Regions from separate parts of the Mus musculus genome. Here region 1 is linked to region 2. The links are chromatin loops, found by intact Hi-C in ENCODE. Cell type or tissue: heart. All regions are shown on one strand. Links, peaks and the distances in the headings refer to the core of each region. The heading gives the core; the rest is flanking DNA.

Region 1 (10,696 bases), core at 2,725-7,724, 67 kb after region 2:
TTTGATAAGTCCTGCACCATTGAGGAAGCCATGGTTAATATAAGGATCAGCCCTTATCCTCTTAAAGCTTACTGGATACAGGAGAGGCATGTCTGACATGCCCATACTATCTATAAATGGTGACTGCTATGCTGGGGAGACTTCGAAGCTGAAAGGATTTTCTAAAGGGATCTGAGTGAGTCCTCTATCCAGGAACTAAGCCATGACAGGATGTTGACTCTAGGAGCCGAATCTACATGAGGCCAAAGCTCTTCTTATTGCAAATCTTCACAGCCACAAAAATCCAATTCCTCTAGATTTCTGTCTCCAAGGCTGTGAGATATTTGAATTGGTTTAGTCCAATTCAGAAATACTCTGCCCTTTTCCCCTTCATTTAAAAATATTTGCAACCGGGCTGGTGAGATGGCTCAGCAGGTAAGAGCACCCGACTGCTCTTCCGAAAGTCCTGAGTTCAAATCCCAGCAACCACATGGTGGCTCACAACCATCCGTAACAAGATCTGACTCCCTCTTCTGGTGTGTGTGAAGACAGCTACAGTGTACTTACATATAATAAATAAATAAATCTTAAAAAAAAATATTTGCAACCTATTCGGGCGCTCTGCAAAGAGAGATCATATAGAAAGATAAGCTCAGGGGAACAAATTTCAGAATTCACCTCTGACTTTGCTATAACCCACACATCTGAAACCCAACCTCACTCGCTTTGTGGATGACATGTTAGACCCCTGACGCTCACTGACCTCACAGATACAGAGAAACCCAGGCTTAGGGGCAGTCTTCAAGTTTAGTAGAATAATGTGCACCTGAGGAAAAGATTCCATCTTCTTGTAGAATGTTCAAACGTGCACGTATATGCACGTTTCGGCACGTATATGCCGAAAAAAATAAAGGAAGTTAAAGATTAGAATTTCACAAAAAGAATTTACTTATCAGTCTATTGTGTAGGGTATGTGCCACATAGTTTTGTGGTCATGTTTTTGGACCAAGTTCTAAATTCATTTATCCATACTATATTATATTTTAGATTCAGGGTCTGTAATCTAGTAGAGTGTGGAGACCTGGGAGTTAAAAACTTTCTCCTTTTTGTCTTTAATTCCTCAGGGCTTACTGCAGTTTGTGGTATGTTAGTTAATAGGTAAATAAGATTTGATATTTGATGTATTGTGAAGATGTGTATGTTTTCCAGGGAATGGGCAAAGCATTAAGGTACTCTACAGATTTCCCTCCGTGATGTCAGTAACCTCAGCTCTCTGACAAGCACACATCATTTTTTTTAAATGTTTTTTTCTGGGTCCATTTGCAGTATCAGCCAACCTGAACTTCATCAGTGTCAAAATCGCGAAAACCGTTGATCAAACCTAGACACAGGATGTCTTCAACAGCCTTCTAATCAGCCAATCTAATATGTTTATCTGAAAGAAATGAGGCCAGTCTGCCTCCACTTCTTCTGAAGACCGCCGTTTCCTTTTCTCTGTTGACAGTCTTTTAGTTTTTATTGACAAGTCATGAGGCATGGCTCATCTATGTGGTTTTCTTCTGTGTGGTTACAACTTCTTACAAAACAGTTTTTTCCCCACTAGACTTTTTTTTTTTTTAATTTTTAGAAGTAGTCTATCTCTTCTGAGGAAGTTGTCGTGTTTTGTATTCTCACCTAGAGCAACCAACACTGGACTTCTGAAATGTGTACATATATCTCTGACATGTCCATCTTTTCTGCCTGATAGGTCTGTGTCCACTAGCAAGGACACATATGATGAGAGTAATGGATTTATATTTTAGTCTAATGGTTTTCTAAGATGTGTTTCGGGGGTGTCTAGTAATGTTGCAGTTTCTACTCATTACCTCAAGTTAGCCCCTATAATGTAGTAATAGATCTCTATTTAGGCTGGTCATATATAGTTTTTAAAGCAAAATATACTCACTGCCACTTTAGTAGTGTGGACACCAGCCATTATTAAATCTAGTGGGTAAATTTACATTATTTGGCTTTAATTTTAGTAATGTAAGTTCATGGTCTGTTTAGACCTTGACTGGACAGTTCTGAAATAAAGAGTTTAGGCTCAGCAGTACCTGCCATATGACCAAAGTCCTGAATTCCATGATTCTAAACTTTGCAAGGAAACACCCCTTGCAGATAACTTCAAACATTAGTCTGTAAAACACACGCGTTCACGTGCACACACACATGCATATATAAATATAATATCTTTTGAATATAATATTTTTTAATTTAATTTTAGTGTTTTATTTATTCACTTTGCATCCTGCTCACAGCCTACCTCCTGGTCACCCCCTCCCACAATCCTTCCCTCATCTCCCCTCCCCTTCTTCTCTGAGCCTGTGGGAGGACCCCCTAGGTTTTCCCCTACCCCCACCCTGGTACTTCAAGTCTGTGCGAGGCTTCCTCTCCTACTGAGGCCAGACAAGGCAGCCCAGCTAGTAGAATATATCCTACATACAGGCAATGGCTTTTGGGATAGCCCCTGTTCTAGTTGATTAGTTTTTATAAAGTAGTTTTGAAACATTAAACCATAAAGTGTTAGAAAAGGGTCCCGAGGTATCTGGGTCTTGCTTGACCATAATCTACCCCTGAAGCTCTGTCCCTAGTCTTTTGCAATGTGGAGATTTTATGAGATGGTTTCTAATCCACAGTAGTGACTCAATTGACCTCGGTCACCTTCACTGCGCGCCCTGTCTTCCTTATTCTAGATTAAACCCTAGGACGAGCATCCTCAATGGCTTCCCCGGGAGGGCGCTGTGAACTGGAACTGGGGAAGGGTTAGGAGAGTCTGTGGTAAGAAACCGCAGAAGCCCGGGGAGGGGAGGAATGCTGTTATATAACTTGCCCAAATCGCTCTGCAGATCAGCTGACAGGGCTTGGTAGAGGTTATCCATAAAACAGAATTACAAGGCACTTCCAAACCTAGATCTGGCACGGCAGCCAGAGTCACAGTATACACTGACTCCACAGGCCTGGGAGCTTTGGGGCTTTGGTTAGCTCAGGCATGTTATAAATCTGCACAAGTGGAAAAAAACAAAAAACGATGTCTCTCTGGCTGGCCCCCCGAATAACTGTCCCCGAGAGGCCTAGGAAAGCAAAGCTTCCCTTGCAAAAATCCTTAATCATCTCTCTCAAATATGAGTTTTCCACGCAGCTGCAGAGATGAGGACCTGGGAGAGACCAAGGAGAACAGAGCATTCCTAGACATTTCCTGGCCCTGGGGATAGAGTGTTGAATGAATAGCTACAATGTGTCTCCCACATGCCTGCTAAAATGCTTACAGTTTCCCAGGGTTTGTCTGTGCTCTGGACTTGATGAACGTTTTGCCAGCGAATTGGATAGGCACAAAGAAGGCAAATCTAGCAGTTTTCCTGGCTCTTGGGTGAAAGAGGGTATGGGGCAGAATTCCAGTTTTGAAATGGTGTGTCAGGTGGGGCTGGTCTCAGCGAGTTGCCACTTAATAGGGATAAGCTTTAAAAGCTGGCCTGATCTCAAAAGTAGAAGTGCAAGTCAGGGGACGCTTAGGTTGGCAAGCATCTCATATGAGAAGAAGTTTATGGATTTGATTGGATTAAAAGAAATGTGTGAGTCACCCGGATGCTGTGGCCACATTAAAGAAGAAACCAGAAAGGGGCAGAGAGTATCACGTGTTTTGTGGTGGGTGCTAGGACGAAGAGTGTGATACCTTAGAGCCCATCAGGGGGGGAGAAAAGAAGGGTAAAAGTAGAAAGATCCAAAGGTAAACAAGTTGTTTAAAGAGGAGTTGAGGGAAAGTTAGTCCACTCTGTGGGTACCTGGGAATCAGCCCAGCTATGGAAGAGGAGTAATGAGAACTAATTTACTCTCAGAGACAAAGTGGATGGTGTGTGTATGTGTGTGTGTGTGTGTGTAAACATAGTGGCTCAAAAGAAGTGGTAAACATTTAAATTTTCAAATAATTAGAGTAGTTCTGGAATGGAAAAGAACCATTTCATTAAATTCTGAACTTTCTGTCACTAGATCTATTTGAGCCAAGGCTGGCCTTCTGAAGGTTCTCAACACTGAAAACCTCACGGTCAGTGAGCATTGAGATCACTCCTGATTCTCATAGTCTATGGTTTAAATAGCCGTGAATGCCAAGGCCACGCAGGACACACCCCTTGGCTCTGACTCTGGCCAGCTGTGTGACCTTCAGCTAAGACATGAACTCCCCCCCCCCCATTTTCTCCATCTGGCTTTAACAGATGCCTCAGTTGCTCCCCTGCACACCCGGCCCCCTGTGGAGTCTTTAAGTTAGACCATGTGGGAAAAGGAAATTCTGGCCCGCTTGCTACCTGCCCTAAGTCTTCCTGCAGAGGGAAAGCTTTGCGGAAGAGCAGGAAGTTCCCGAAGGCCACCGAACTAAAAACCCTCAGATTGCTTATTGGCAGGAGAGAGGGTAGTTAAGAAGGTACAGTGTGTTCCCCTGAGACCTCCTCACAGGATGCTGATGAAGTAACGGGTAATCTGCTTTCTCTCAAGCACCTGTAATGAGTTCAGCTCTGCCTCTGCAAACAACCGAGGAGGAACAATGGAGGTCGGATTACCTCAGCACAGCACTCCTCTGTCTTTGGCAGACTTCATTCTGTTTGCTTACTGAGCTGGCGATGGTCTTCTGAGTTTTGCTCCTCATCACCAGAGCAGACACTCACAGAGAAACTTACCCTGTGGCACATCTCTTCTCCAAGTTTTTTCTTTGTTTGTTTTTTTTTTTCTCCATAAATCAATTTGTTTAATTAGCTTATAAGCTGAAAAAAAATCTAATAACAGATTGGCAAATTAGATCTGTCTCCCACTATCCAAGAGGGGAATTTAAGATTTCATTTGTCCTAATGGTGAGAGCTCTCTGTCTCCGGATTCCATTGCTGACTGACTGTGACTTCTTCTGTGGGCGCCTAGTTCCTTATCCCTTTCTTCTCTGCCTGAGGCGAGGCTCTTCATTCCTGCACCATCGCATGCTCACTTCCTGACACCCCTTCTTTGACTTTTGTCAAGCTAATATCATTGTCTCCAAATTCTATTTTCTTCCCCCCTCCCACCCCATATCTTTAGTGCTACACTTGTCCATGCACAGGCCAGCTTGTTTGGACATAGACATAGCCGGCTGTGGACAGGATATAAACTCTCTCCTCCAGTTTCTGAGGTCAGCTGAACTGCTCATAAAGCACCAAGGAACTGAAACCCTCGCTCCTTGGCTGGCAGCTCTGGCCATACCCACCCCATCCGCATCCACAGTCACATTTTTTCCCCTCTCTGTTTCCGTAGATTGGAAATGAAAACAGCTGTTAAAAATAAGAGTGCATGAGTCATCTGGAATCTCCACGTGGTAATTACAGTTTCCATCTCGCCCTGTCCAGTCCTTCCCAGTGTGCCGAGCCCCGTATCACAGTCCCACTGTGGGGAGAACACACTGTGGGGAAAGCAAAAATTTTAAGGACCACCTTAATTTTCGTTTTCTAATCCTCTGAGGTTAAACACTGAGTGGGTTGCCAAGCCAAGAAAAATAACACGAAAGAAGATACTTCAATTAGAAAACTCGATTTGTGGGACGGGCCATTTTCCCAGTTTTTTCCATTTTGAGCAAGTCTCTGTGTCGATGTTGATGAGAGGCCAGTTCTTCTGTAATGTGGAAGGTGTCCTAGGATTGCTTCCTGGTACTCTCACTATGGAGAGTGTTTAGCTCTTGTAGACGCTATGCCCGAAACTGAGTTTTCTCTTTTAAGCGCCTGCTGCTTTATAATCTAGAAAACCTCAAAGGAGGTAATCCATAACCTGCTAGCTGATCGTCACCTGCCAAGGCCGACTGATTCTCTTAAGTTACGCCCAGTCAGCCATTTAACGTTGACTGAGTAATTCTGATGGTCTAAAGCTATGATGCCGCCTCTCCCTGCAGTGACCCTGCTGCCTACATTCTAATAGAGCCCCCACACACAGATTATAAATTATCTGTAGATTATAGTTATCTGTAGATTATAGTTTCTAGCAAGAGAGCTGTGTGCCCTATTGCAGTGGAGGCTTGCTGTTTACCCCTTCATTTTCCCTTTCTAGGTATGGATTTCTTGACAATTTGATTAGGTGTGTGTGTGTGTGTGTGTGTGTGTGTGTGTGTGTTTACTGGGCATGAAACTTACCAAACTTAAGACCAATGCATGCTAAGTGCACACTCTACCACAGTGAGCTCTACTCCCGAAAGTGCCTGGTTAGATTTTTTTTAAATTACATTTATTTGCCGATTTATTGGATGTATATGTGTGAATGTGTATGTGCCATGGCATAGGTCAGAGGACAGCGTGCAGGAGTTGGTTCTTTCTTTCAACTGTGCAAGTCCCAGGAATTGAACTCAGGCCGTCAAGGTTACCAGTGAACACCTTTATTAGTGTTCTCCACTGCGGCTCGAGACCCGCTCTGCAAACCTCTGTCTCCAAAAATAACTACCTTACAGTTCATAACAGTGGCAAAATCACAGTTATGAAGTAGCAACAAAAATAAATTTAAGGTTGGGGGGGTCGCACACCATGAGGGACTGCATTAAAGGGTCGCAGCATTAGGAAGGTTGAGAAACACCGCTTTCTAAACCATCTTGCGGGTCCAAGATTATTTTTGAGTTCATTTTCCACATCGAAACCTCTATCATTCTGTTATCATTTCCTTCTCTGAGAGCTAGCTTTAGCTGGAGCGATGGCTCATCCACTGAGGAGGCTGGGGCAGGATTGTGAGTTCTAGGCCAGCCTGCACTAGGTAGTCAGGATGCTGGGCTACAGGAGGAGTCCCTCGGCAAACCTGAAGCTAAAGAAAGAAGGCCACAAGCTAGTTTTACGAAGGAAGACACATAATGTTCTGGGGGTTTTGTGTTTTGTTTTGTTTTGGTTTTGGTTTTGGTTTTGCGGGGTAGGAGGGGTTCGAGACAGGATCTCTCTGTGTAACAGCCCTGGCTGTCCTAGAACTTGCTTTGTAGGTCAGGCTGGCCTGGAACTCACAGAGATCTGCCTGCCTCTACCTCCTTAGTGCTGGGATTAAAGGTGTGTGCCACTACCACCTGGCAGGAAGACGCACAATGTGGCTTTCAGAATTCCAGGCAGGTTCCTCAGCCCCAGCTGCCGTCTCCAAACCTTAAATCCCACCACTATACAGACAGTCACTCCTTTCTGGTGATGTGTTATTTCTCAGATGCAGGAACAAACTCATCAAGGTGGGATGCAGAGTCAGACACCTACCCAGTTCTCAGCGGGACCCTCCACTCACTAGCTGTGTGACCATAGGCAGTTAATTCTGCTTTCTCTACCTTGTCAGACTCATCTGTCAGATGAGGTGATAACGATACTTCCCTCTGGAATTTCTGTCAGTTCTCAATGAAATGGGTGATGTCCTTAAATAAACGGCATCTTGCTATGTGCCAGCTATTGCCATTTTCATACGCATGAATTAGCAGACTATGTAGACACTAGCTACTTTTGACAGAGAGGGCTGACATCAGCTCACAAAGAAACTGGACTTTAGTTTGGGCTCAGCTGCATCACAACAGATGACTCATAGGAGAGGTTTCTTATTGGTGGCATGCAGTCCTTGGATGCCCAGGGACAGAGTTTGAGGCGAGGCAGGGAGGGAGAAACAGGGAGGTGTAGGGGGAGAGAGGGGGAAGTAATGACGGTCCCCACCACTTCCTTCAGTAAGTGATGGGATTCTTGGAGGGAGAGTAAGCATTGTGGTAGACACTTACAAATGAGCTCCTACCAGACTGCCTGCTTACTGTCCTGTGTTCTCGTGCCTTATGATAGAGAATTGGCCCGTCATACTTGAAGAACCACAGAAGAATGCAAAATAACATGTCTTTATGAAGTGCCCCTTTTCTTTCTTTTAGATTACATGAAGCAGACAACATTTGAAGCCCAAGCCTTTTTAGAAGCTGTGCAGTTCTTCCGGCAGGAGAAGGGTCACTACGGCTCATGGGAAATGACCACCGGGGATGAAGTCCAGGTACTATGGGCCTCGGAGCTGTGGATCCTCTCTCATCTGTGTGACAGGGGTCAAGGCCATATAATGAAAGTTGCACAAATAGAGGATGTGGTTTCCAAGGCATTTCCCTGAGCTGTCTAAAAGCGTTGAGTCAATGAGCTATAGTTCACATGAAGACTACCAGCCCTGGCCTTCAGGAGGACAGCCCACAGTGCTTAGTTAGGTCGCAAAGTCTGTGAGAGCAGTTTGTTTACAATGCTAGGAGTGTCTTTTGTTGTTTTGGTTATGAGCCAAAGGGCTCTGTGTCGAGTGTGTTCTTACACGTCCACACATGTACTTGTATATTTCCAACCCGAGAACACTTTAGAATTTCAAACAATTCTTAGTGTCCGATAGTTTGCGGAAGTGGATCCATTTAAGACTTTGAGAAGTTGAAATATTTACAATACTTTAATGCACCAAAGAAAACCCAAAGCATAAGAAACAGAAATAAACTGCCTGGCCTAGCAAGTAGACAACATACTTAATATTTAACAGATATTTAATACAGAGACCTGTATTAAAATGTTCCTGTGTGGTATTGTGTAATGTTCAAACCCTAAGCGTGTCTTGGCAGTCTTGCAGAGTGGAAAGGACAGTGTGCACGAGGGAACTGGGAGGCACAGAACAGCTAAGTGACTTATGCAGTCAGCAACGTTATTTCATCTCCTGCCTAGGCCACTTGCTTCGTATTTTCCTCCACTTAAAATCTTTAATTTATTTTTATTTTAAATGTATTAGTATTTTGCCTGCATGTGTGTCTGTGTGAGAGCGTTGGATTCCCTGGAGCGGGAGTTACTGACAATTGTGTATTTGAATTGTGAATTGAACTCTGGTCCCCTTGAGGATCAGCCAGTGCTCCTAACCACTGAGCCATCTCTCCAGTCCCTCACTTAAAGTCTTAATCGTATGTCAGTTCACATTTCTTTCCACTGAAAACAAGAATTTAGTAGAACTTTTGTGGGGTTGAGTGTTTCAGTGTGTGTGTGTGTGTGTGTGTGTATGCTTTCTGTCTACTTTATCCTTTGGGCTAACATGCACTAAGTGCTACAGAAAGTGCAAAAGAGCTAAGTGACTCCTTTTATATTGCTCTCTTAGTAGTAATGACTCACACGAGTGTGGCAAGCTTTCGTGGTGATGGTTGTTTTAGGCAGAGGTCCAGGCAGAGCAGTGTCTCAGAATAAATTTCCTGGCAGGCTGTTTAGGTGAAAATGTTTGTATGCTTGGTAAAAGCATCAACGCATTTTCTACTTGTCAATATGAGCTACGAGCACTATCAGATGAACTCATGAGAAAAAAAAATCTGCAAAAATGTCAAGTAGCTGCAGGTATGAGGTATTTATTTGCCTTTAAATTAACCAGGCGGGTGGGAACATCTCGTCCTTCCCAGGCTGCTTGGTTCTAAGACCAGAAAACTTCCCTTGGTCTTGTCTATTCCTTCTAGACTGGTCTTTATTCAAGATATCTTGAATGGGGCCCTAGGTAGACACACTCACCTACAGTGTTTCAGTAACACAGGGCCCCGGGGCCAAGGGTCCAGTCAGACACAGGGCCTGCCTTTGGGAGGGGCATCCTTCCTCAGTCTTTTTTTTTTTTTTTTTTTTTTTGGTTTTTTGAGACAGGTTTTCTCTGTGTAGCCCTGGCTGTCCTGGAACTCACTCTGTAGACCAGGCTGGCCCCAAACTCAGAAATCCACCTGCCTCTGCCTCCCAAGTGCTGGGATTAAAGGCGTGCACCACCACCACCCGGCTTAAAATGTGTAGCCCAGGCTGGCCTCGAACTCGTGATCCTCCTGCTTCTGCCTCCTTCAGCAAATCCTACCGGCGTGTGCCACCACTACAGGCCCTTCCTCAGTCTTACCCCTTCTTACAGCTTCTAGTCTGAGAAGAAGCACAGTGCTCTGCCCTTAGGGCATAGTGTGACTTCAGTGAGTGTGCTCTGTTGGTTTGGGTTTTGTTGTTGTTTTGAGGGACAGGGTCTCAGCGTGTAGCTCAGGCTAGCCCTAAGGTATTGGCTTGTAGCTCAGGCTAGCTTCAAGCTCTTACCTTACCTCCCTCGGTTTCCTTAATCATATATGAGATATGCAGCACCAAACCCTGCTTGGTTTGTTCATTTTGATCAATCTGATGACATCTTTGGTTTCTTATGTGTGTGAGGAAATCCTTCACTCCACAGCCCAGCAGTTAAATTTTCTCACCATCTCTTCTCACCTTTTTAAAATGCAAAATTATAAAAATGATGTTTGAGGGTCTTTATGGTATAACTCAGTAAATTCTGTTTGATGGGGAGTTAATAGAACCTTCTTATTTAATTAATTAATTAATTAATTAATTTGATTAGCTACTTTCCCTCAAAAAGCCCACAGGCTTCTCTCTTGCTTATGGAGAGCTGGCCATGGTGGGTCGCCCAGAGTGGGCAGGCAAGGGACGAAGCGGTGTCAGGATGGGAGGAAGCTGAATTAAGAGGATGAGGAAGGTGGTGTTAGCATGAGATGGCATGGTACCCCAGGCTCTGCCAGCCTCGGGCCTCTTCCCAACCCCTACCCACCCCCCTCGGAGCCTCTCTTCCCCCTCTCTCTTTCTTTCCCAGACATATTTTCTTTTCAAGTTCCCAAGCTGTAAAATAGAAGCAAATTTCTTGGAACGTCATGTGGGAAAGAGCAGAGGCAAACTGCAAGCCCACC
Region 2 (10,696 bases), core at 3,076-8,075:
TCTATGTAGTCCCCAAGAGGCTGTGCAGGACTGTGGCACCAGGGTCACTGGCACGAGAGTAAGGCAGGTTTCGCCCTGCATTGGAGTAGAATAGCTTTTGGTTTTGTTTGCTTGTTTTTGGTTTGGTTTGTTTTGGTTTTTCAAGACAAGGTTTCTCTGTGTAGTCCTGCCTGTCCTGGAACTTGATCTGTAGACCAGGTTAGCCTCCAACTCAGAGATGGTGGAATAGCTCTTAATTCCTGTTTTTAATTCCCTCTGATTCCTGTTTGTTTCCAGGGCAGAGTTCCAGTCTGCTGGGTGCAGTCTTGGGAGCCGGGTAGATGCTGAGATGACAGAAGTAAAAGCCCAAGCACAGTGCTCAGCAGCAGACATCGACCTCGTAGCATTTGGAGAGAACTTACCAATTAGGTTTCATCTTTAACATGATGACTAAGCAGTGACCAAACTAGCCCAGTTAGCCTTGACCAAACTAACCCAGTTAGCAGTGACCAAACTAACCCAGTTAGCAGTGACCAAACTAACCCAGTTAGCCGTGGTTAACGTGCTTTGTTGTTAAGGGAAAAATGCAATTCTGATGGATTTAAAAAATAAGACCTACTTTAAATGGAAAGTATCATACAAATAAGTTTCGTTTATTAAAAAAAGAGTGCAGAGTGGGAGAGAGAGAGAGAGAGAGAGAGGGTGGGGGGGGTGGAATCAAAGATTTGTTGTTTTCAAAAAACAAGTTTGGCATACACCTACCAGCATTTAGAAAACCAGAAAACCAGATTTACTATTTATCATTTGGGAAGTAGAACATTATGATCTTAGGGTACTTAAGTATTTAAGTGAGAAGAGAAGCAATTATTAGACATTCTAAGTTGCTTCTTGCAAAGTGGGTGTTTGCTATAACAAAAACAGTTTCTGTCACGATCACGTGGTTTCACGCAACCATTTTATTTGGGCAAATATTGTGTGTTTTGTAAGCAGATTATTATACTTTGGTACTGATTTTTTGATAAGAACCTTTCTTATTATAAAATGATGTATGTCTATGATGCATACAGTTCTGTCTGAAAATAGGAGGAACAGGCTCCTGGCTTCTGGCGTAGCTGCTCCCAGGCAAGTTCTCTAATCTGTAGCTTTTTTTTTTTTTTTAATTTCTCTAGAGTCAGTCTATAAGAGGAAGTTTATGTTCATAATGTTTTTATTTTTATTACCGATACATTTTTTACATATCAATCCTCTTTTATGAGTACTTTCCCATAAATTACTCTCAATGTAACAGCACATCTTTTACTACGCATGATTAAATCAAGAGATAAGTGTTTGATGTGATAAACTTTTTATTTGCTTCTATTTTTATATGACATCACAGGAGCAGATAAAGTACCCAGTTTTATAGCTAAGATATTTAAGATTGGGTGGGTGAGATGAGTCAAGGGGTAAAGGTGCCAGATGTCAAATCTTACCACCCAAATTCCACATCATGACCCACATGATAGAAGACGAACATAGAAGACTACAAATTGTTCTCTACATGAACACACACACATACACACACTGTAATGTAAATTTTTTAAAAATTCGATGTACTGAATTTTGAGTGGTCTCAGATGATTGTGTATGCAAAATCATTGCTGTTGTCTCTCCATATTTAAAATGTTTCCCATAGATTATTATCTAATAATTTGCATTCGTTTGATGGTAAATGTAAATGGATTTTCAATATAATTCTGTTGCTTAAAATTTTCACAAATCCTACTTTTAAATAAGGATTCTTACATGCTTTAACCTCCCTTCTAGCCCACCACCCATGAGAGGTAGTGAGAAAGTAAGGTTATTAGGATACAGGGGCAGTGGACCTGTTTAGAAATGGTTCTTTTGCTTGTCAGGAAATCAGCAGTTCAGTTCATAGGATTTAGCAGCAGCAGCTTGATCCACCCTCAAACACTTCACGAACACACCAGCAGTCCAATTTAGGAGTGCCGGATAGCAAACATGAATCAGCAGCGATGGCATGACTCAGCAGAAGATTAGGATGAGTCAGCAGAAGCAACCAGTGCTAGCAGGGACACCAGGAGAAGTTCTCTGTGGTGCCTCTCTCAACAATGTGAGGAGACCAAGAAGGTCCAAGAAGTGTTGCAAAGCTAGCCATGCAAGCCCCCAGTCAATGTCCATTGAATTCTATTTATCATGAATATTCAAACATCATGAATCCTCCCATGGGTCTTTCCTCAACAAAACTCCAGGTGAGTCTGTATCAGCTGACATCATTCTGCCAACTGGCCGAGTCCTAGGAGCAACACCAGTTTTTTGGTGCATTTCTCTCTATGGAATCATGACAAATGATGACTAATAATCAATGGTAAGGCGTACCAATACCACCCAGTGTCATCCTCTGTCTATTGGGTCCTTCTTAACACCATGCGTCCTTTCACATGTTTGCCTTAGCAAAACATCCTTTTACCTGTGTCTGCTTCAGCGAAACGTTCTTTGACATAACTGACTTTCCAAAGACACCAGAATTGCCCACTTCATAATTCTTTCTCTTTTCCTGATCTTTCTTGGTTACTTTCTTTTGGCCTTTTCATAGGGCCACAAAAGGCTAACTGGGATGCACTTAATGTCGCTGTGATCAGCCACTCACAGGCTCTGAGTTTTGTTCTTAAGACCTTTGGTCCTCCATGTTGCACATTGCAGTGTCCTAGTCCCGATGCTCCATGGGTGAAAACTCAAACCCACTTCCTTTTTATCATTTGCCTCATTCCCTTCCCACTCATTTCCCTTACTTTGGTCGGCATGACTTACTTAACATTTTTTTCTTTTATTGATTATTAATTATTTTATTTATTTGCATCCCAAATGTTGCTGCCCTTCTTGGTCCTATCTCCCAGAGTTCTTTCCCTCACCCCCCTTCACCCTTGAAAAGTTACCTCTCCCCCCAAACCCCCCTCCTCTGAGGCATCAAGTCTCTATAGGATTAGGCAATTCTATCCCACTAAGGCCAGACAAGGTAGCCCTCTGTTACACATGTCCTGGGGCTTTGGACCATCTCATGAATGCTCCTTGGTTGGTGGCTTAGTTTCTGTTCCTGGAAGCTTCCAGGGGTCTGGGTTAGTTGACTTCCTATGTTGTTGACTTCCAAACTGTTGATCTTCCTATGGGGACGCTGCCAGCCTCTACAGTTCCTTCAGTCCTTTCCCTAACTCTTCCATAGGGGTCACCGATCTCTGTCCAATGGTTGGCTGTAAGCATCTGCATCTGTCTCAGGCAGCTGCTGGTGGAGCCTCTCAGAGGACAGCCATGCTAGGCTCCTGTCTGCAAGCACAACATAGCATCAGTAGTAAATAGTGTCAGGGTTTGGTGCCCACCCATGAGATAGATCCCAAGGTGAGCTGGTCACTAGTCGACCATTCCTTCAGTCTCTGCTCCATTTTTGTCCTTGAATTTCCTTTAGACAGGAACAATTTTGGGTAAATTAATTTGAAGGTGGGTAAAATCTTAGCATCAAAGCTATATATTTTTGCTTTCTGTGCCTAGGTGCCTGAATGAGAAAAGGCTTTTTCACCATTTTTTCCTTGTAAGAACATTTCCTTCAATCTACCAGTTGTTTTTGAGTATGTGGGGTGAACCTTTATTTGGGTTATTATTCGTGGTTTGTACATTAGTTACTTATATGGAAATGGTTGAAGAACCGGTGACTCAGAAGGAATTACCCAGTACTGAGGATGTTTACAGAGCCTGCTTCCCGGGGAGGTGATGGGCAAACAGCCTTTCTTCACCTGATCCCCTTACCCAGACAAGTACCACAGAGGTCCCCCATGAAAACCAGCCAAGGCCAGTATGAGACAGCCACTCTCTTCTTCTCAAGGGATTCTCTCTCTCTCTCTCTCTCTCTCTCTCTCTCTCTCTCTCTCTCTCTCTCCCTCCCTCCCTCCCTCCCTCCCTCCCTCCCTCTCTCTCTCTCTCTCTGTAAATTATTTCCAAAGTAAATTTGAGTCTTATCTTTCTTTCCAGTAAGTACCTAACTTCTGGTATCCAGACTGCTTACAGTTGACTTTTTCTGCCTCACACTGAGCTGGATTAAATCAACTTGGTCTTTTTGTGCCGCGTGAGCCTGCTCCTATGGAAGATTCACCTTGAAAACCCCCTTTGTAAAAGTGCCGTTTGGATGCTTCCTGTGCTACTCCCAGAGGAAGTGTGAGCTTTAGCAGGGATTGAGCAAAAAGGAAGAGAACTGTTCACCTCACCTCACCTCTCCTTAGCCCCAGGTGCTGCCAGCAGCTTAGCCTGATTCACACACACCTCAGGCCGATCCTTTTTGTCCAGGATTTTAAAACACTCATGTTATGGGTCATCTTTCCCCAGTTTATCTCATGCTATGTTACCGCATAATTAAACACATTTCTTTAGGTCAGGCCTTTTGACAAATTACTATATATTTGAAAACTCTGGTTCCCCAATGAAGGGAGAATAAATGCCTATCACATGGAACTCAGAACAGTTTTCAAATGGGGTCTCCTAGGGAATTTCAGAGGCATGCGTTCTAAGTTAGTGACAGGTATGTTCTGTTTGTGTGGAAAATTAGCTCTTCATTTGCTTTCTCTGGAGTCCTTTGGAGGGACTCCAAAGTCTGGGACGGTGTGCAGGGAGAGTGTACGTGACGTACAGCTAATGTCTAACTGGCAAACCAGCAAATATTTATGAAGTCTTATTTATGTGCCCTGTGCTGACCTCTTGTTCCTAGGAACCAACAAGAGGAAGGCATTTTCAGTGAGCTACTGTACTAGAGAGAGAGGGCACCTAAGCATGACATCAGCTGCACTGTAGAAACAGATCCACTGGGGATTTAGGCGAAGGGCTGTGTGAATACAGACGTATAGGACTGGGAGCCTTTTACGTCAATTCAAGTGACGGATGACGGGGAGTCACTCAGCAGAGCCTTCTAGGCAGATTTCCAATTTGATTTTTAAGATAAGCTGAGGGTTGTCTGCATCTGTGAGTTCCAGGAAAGTAGACAGTATCAGCAGTTCAGAGTCTCATTGTGCTTAAAAGCCAAGATCAAGGTGATGTTGCCAGAATATCCAAGGAAGATGACATCATCGGTATTCAGGTGCTCTGTGCATAGCGGAGGAGCTAGAGATAAGAGCTGAGGCCGAATTAAAGAAGTTCAAGGTGATATTGACCAGAAGAGGGACATGACAATATCCACTGTATGGCATGTCGCCTCTGCTGGTGGATGAAGGTCAGATTTAGTTAGTTCGGTTGTTTGAGTCAGGTGTCTCTCTGAAGAGCAGGCTGGCCTGGAACTCATATACAACCCAAGATGACCTTAAGTCTATGCTGCAATCCTCTTGCCTCCACCTTTGCAGGAAGCCCTGTGCCCAACTTGAAGATCAGATTTGAAGGGGGCATGAATAGAGGCAGGTGGGGGGCAGGAGCTCACTGATGTAGCTTCTCTTGGAATAGATGAGGGTCTGTTCTGAATACTTGTAGCTGCATTTCAGAGACATAGCTGAGGTCACATGCTGAGTACAGCCCCTGGAAGGAAGGTGGAGAATAAAGGAAAATAATTTAGGTTCCCACTGCACACACTCAGGCGATGATGAATCTTTTCACTGTGTTGGAGAACAGTTTTTGAAGTTTCTCAAGGACTGGCTTCGTGTGGAATTACTTAGGCAAGAGAGAGGCTGACACACACAGGAGGGTTTTAGAGAGCGTGGAGCAGCAGTCAATGTAAGGTCCATTTTGGTTGTGCAACCTGATCAATGACCCCTGTGTTTCTCAGGGCAAGAGTGGTTGGTAGAGAAGTGGTGGATGTGGGAAGGGGTGTTTTGGAAGTACTGTATCAAGAGGTTGACTTAGGAAAGAAGAAAAGGGCCATGACTGACTGGGAGGGAAGACTGAGTTTTGCTTTGCTCTATTTTCCTTCAGGACTTGAGGAAAATAGTTTGAGAATGATGATCCAAGACAGAGATGATCAATATAGGGTGTTTCCTTCTTAGTCACACAAGAAGGAAGAAAGTAGAGAGTGGACTGTGAGATGAACTTGGAGCCAGATAGGAGAGAAATGAAACCTTGATTTCCTTAAAAAATGGGGAAGTTTTCTGAAAGAGAAGAGAGACTCCTTATGGGGCTGAGGACACTTGTGAAGATGAAGTGATGCCACCCTGAAAAGTGGAAGTGGCACTGGGGACAGAAAAGGTTTCATAGGTAGTGACTGACCAGCCAAGGCTGAGATCATTCTTTGGCCACAGTTTCCTGTGTAGCTGGGAAGCTCACCAGAAGTTGTGAGGAAAACAGGCAGATAGTTTGATGCAGGGCTACAGACTGGGAAAGAATGCAACAAATGTAATTAGCTTAGGTAAGAAGGCTGGAGTTAATTTTTGACCAAGGTACTAAAAGATAAGCCAGTGGATGTGTGTGGGGTGGGGATGGGAGAGGGATCGTGGCTGTAATCGAACACACTCAGGAGGCTGAGGCAGAAAAATCACTGTGTGCGCAAGGCCAGTGTGGACCGTATAGTAAGAAACTGTTTCAGAAACAAAACCCTAATCGAATTGCAAACAAACCAGCTAGTAACCAACAAACTCTGAAGGAGAAAGAGTTGCTATCACTTTCTGTGACATTTATAAATATGAAATGCATATTTTCTGTTGGGTTAAATGTCAGCCTTCAGCCTTATCCTGATAGTTGTATAGTTTGCTTTTTTTAAAAAAAATAAGACCTTCAATACACACATACTCACACATATGGAGTTTAATGTGCCATTTTATATTTTGTATGCACTTATCTTGTTCTCCATTTACTATAGTAGCAAACCAGAATCAAACATTTATAGTTAGACCAATAGTATTGTGTAAATGCTGCAATTAAATAAATTAAAAATTTTAAATGCAAAGCTTGAATGATGTTCCTAACCCACGTTATTTATTTATTTATTTATTTATTTATTTATTTATTTATTTATTATATTTGCATGTAAATAATTTGCGCAACTTTCTGTTAGGTATCTGCTATAAGCAGGCCCAGTAGTATTGACTTATATTGTCGGATCAGCTCTCCGGATGAGAAGGACCACGGAAACATTCATTAACACTGAACGTTTCTGCAGTGGTTGCTTTTCTTGCCTTGTCTGCATCCTCTGCCGGGGAGTTTCATGAACTCTGAGAGAGTCCAATTTTAATCCCTTAAGGAAGCCATCTGTGAAGCATGGATGCCCACGGACTTCTGAAGCCTTGGCATTCTCATGCATGGTGTGCAATAGACCCCAAAGCAATAGCAGGCTCAGGAACAGACTAGAATGGAGGCCATGTGTCCCAAACCACCCTTTAACCCTGTTGACGTTTCCCTCAATTTTATACTGCTAACTACTGACTGTAAAGGGCGTGGATCTTCTCCTAACAGCTATCTGTCTTTTACATCTCCATGGCATAGCTACACATTTGCAATTTTTCTCTTACCTCCCATCCCTAGTTTAACTCATCTGATTTAAAAAATAATTCGCAGGGCAAAGAAAGATGGCCCAGTGGACAAACATTCTTGCCTCTAGGCCTGACAAACTGAGTTCAAAACCCAGGTGATGGAAGGAGAGAACTAACTTCCTTAAGTTGTCCTCTGATCTCCAAAGGTGTGCTATGGCACATGCATGCACACACACAAAACAAAGGGGCCTAGTTGGAGCATGGGACATGACCTCACCCCACGTCAACACACACAGAGACACAGACACACTCCCTGGAGTACCAGAGTGCTTCTCTTTCTTTAAAGTTTTGAAGGGGATAGTGGACGTTACGAGCTGGTGTGTTAGGTCAGAGGCCTGACCTTTCCCTCCCTCCCTGGTATGTATATATTCAGGCGTCTTACTAATGCTTACAAATGTCCATTTCTGTGATTCACTATAGTGCTATTGATGACACCAAACTGGCTGTATCTTCAGAGTCTCCCTGGACTCATCTTAAGATGAAAACATGAAGGTTTTTCCAAAGACTGTTAAGATGAAAGTTAATTAAAACTAAGTTAGAGTATCAATCTCAGACAAGTAGCTGATGAGATGAAAGATATGTTAACCTGCTTCACAGACAATAGCGCTATTAGGCAGCACATTTATAACCTGGACAGTTCTTCATCTGTAAGTAATTGCCTTGTAATGTTTGCGTCCTTTATCTGGAGACCTTCATGTGTTCTGAAAGGATGCCATTATATTCCCTTTAGCAAAGCAGATGAGCAGATGGCTTCCACATCTGCAAAAATGTGTTCTAGAGATAAAATAACTTGCTTAAGGTCGTATTACCAATCAGTGGTGGAATCAAATTAATAGTGTTTGGACCTGCAGCTTTCTCAAGTAGATTCTGGTGACACTGTAAGCCCAGTTCTGTCAGCAGGAATGGAATCTGCTCCGAGGGAAGGCTGAGGCTCTGCCCTGTGATAAGAAGGAACCAGCCCTTTTCTGTTGCATTTGAAACCTTCAGGAGCCTCTCATTTGGGTCTCAGTGCCCAAGCTCCATGGGTTCACAGAGACAGACTCGGTGAAGCATCTAGGGGAACTCAGGGGAAGGCAAACAGATGACAGCCAGAATTCTGGTGCATAGAAAGTCACAAAAGGAATACACCCCTTTTCTGCACCCACCCATAAAGCCTCACCTATTCCCAAAGGTGATTTACTTGTTTGTTTTTGCTTTTTGGGACAGGGTTTCTCTGTGCAGCCCTGGCTGTCCTGGAACTCTCTGTAGACCACTCTGGCCTTGAACTCATATAGATCTGCCTGCCTCTGGATCTTGGGTGCTGAGATCAAAGTTGTGTGCCACCACCACCCAGTAAGGGTGACTATTTTTAAATGTTACTCTTTGCCATGTAGAAATAGCAATTCCCTTTTCCATATCCAGATAGCCCTTCGTGTACTCCAAACTTTCAATACATACAAGTGTATTTATTTATGTACTAATTTAGTGTGTGTGTCCATACAACCTTGTGCCTTTATGCTTATGGAGGTCAGAGGACAACTGGTGGCTCTTTTCTGGTCCTACCATGTGGGTCTCTGAGATACATCTCAAGTTGTCAGTCTTGGAAGCAAGTGCCTTTACCAATGAGCTATCTCATCAGCCCAAGAAACAATATTTTAAGTGATGATCTAAACTTGGTGTAGTGACATGTGCCTAGAAGGAGGATTGTCAATTTGAGGCCAACCTGGGCTATACAATGAACTCTAGGCCAGCCTAGAATACAAAATGAAGCTTGTCTTTAAAAATAAAATTGTCTAGTCTGGCTTGCAAAAATCTGCAATGTGTCTGAAAGGATTAGTATACATGAGTGAATAATATGTAATCATGCATACAATATTAGTTATATGTAATAGCCATTTACAGCTCTTCTGTGATTGATTTATAAATATGCATGCTATAAATACACCTTCCAAGTTACTATGCTGGAAAGATTTTCAGTCTGCCACCATTAATGGCAGGCAGGATCTCAGGTAGTTGGGGTGATAGTTTTGATTTGTCATTAACTCTATAGCTATGCAACAGACACCTCTTGTTGAAAAGTTATGGGCAGGAATTTGAGAACCTGCTAGTGATGCATCTGTAGGCAAATGACAATGTCATATGATTCAGTGGCAGTGAAAAATGGTGTAATTCCTATGAGGTTAATGTGTCCATGTCAATTAAAATGACATGCAATTGCCCGTGGATTATCATTCCATTCTGCAAATTTATCCATTGCAGTTTGTATACCTGTGCGTAGGAACAAAGGGTCCCTGTAATCTGCATTCCTTATAACAGACAGCAATCTGCAGGCATCAGCAGCAGGTGGCTGATTAAAGTTGTATTTCTACCTTAGACTGTATCATTGTAGCCTGGAGGACCTGACTGTATTTTCCATTTAGTAGCTCTAGGGCTCAAGGGCAAGCAGAGCTAAAGCTCAGCCCGTGCTGTGTTCTCCACTCACGTGGGGCTGGGCCACTCTTTGCTACCTTGCACTGAATCACAAAACTGTTAGTCTCATAATCATCACAAATTAATTGATGTTCTGATGAAAATGCCTACCATGATTTTCCATTGGGCTTGACATAGTTTGCCATGAAGTCATTGGGAGAGGAATATCTAAGAAAATTTGGAGAACAAAAATATGGGAAGATATCTTTCTCCAGAAATAGAAATTAGTCTAATATTATAATACTTGAGATATGTTGTTGATAGTTCCAAAGTCAACATTTGGCCACTAGACAGAGCAGAAAGCTCCAAGCCAAACACTCAAGTATGAAAAGTGTGTGTGTGCTAATCAAAGAGCACACATGGGCTGGCCTGTGGCTCCTGCTACATATGTGGCAGAGGACTGACTGCCTTATCTGGCCTCAGTGGGAGGGGATGTGCTTGGCCCTGTGGAGGTTTGAGGCCTCAGAGAAAGGGGGTGCTAGAGGGGTGAGGTGGGAGTAGGTGGGTAGGTAGGGGAGCAAAGGTTTGGAGGAGGGGGTAGGAGGTTCATGGAGGGGGAACTAGAAAGGGGGGGCCAACATTTGAAATGTAAATAAATAAATAAAATAATTAATAAAAAAGAAATAGAAAAGTATGTGTGTGTTTCATAAGAAAACTATGGAGTCCCAAACCATACATAAAATAAGTTCCATGTTGTGAAAGACCTTTATGTCAAAGCACTTTTAAATGAAAACACAGGAGACTAGCCTTGTGAGCAAAAGAGGAAGGAGGGGTTTCCTAAT

Evidence for each region. Hi-C counts contacts between places; a loop is a spot of excess contacts. Peaks named below come from ENCODE experiments on the same cell type or tissue, not always from the same donor. Only the 100,000 strongest peaks of a DNase experiment are listed, where the experiment ranks them.
Region 1: it touches region 2 in a loop (1.9-fold over the local background); 2 of 42 quality-filtered maps call a loop at or near these places.

The regions. Positions count from the first base shown.
Region 1 is chr1:151,681,640-151,692,335 of GRCm38, forward strand. It overlaps Niban1 (niban apoptosis regulator 1), which reads left to right. Exons shown (of 14, transcript NM_022018.3): 6 at 7,880-7,995. Among named protein-coding and RNA genes, the nearest start is that of Gm41969, 50 kb to the right of the region's middle. In heart, for the core only: no CTCF peak of the experiment used is centred there; DNase peaks (open chromatin) are centred at 3,032, 4,402 and 5,362; H3K27ac peaks cover 2,314 bases.
Region 2 is chr1:151,614,737-151,625,432 of GRCm38, forward strand. The region is part of intron 1 of Niban1 (niban apoptosis regulator 1); the gene reads left to right. Among named protein-coding and RNA genes, the nearest start is that of Niban1, 49 kb to the left of the region's middle. In heart, for the core only: no CTCF peak of the experiment used is centred there; a DNase peak (open chromatin) is centred at 6,195.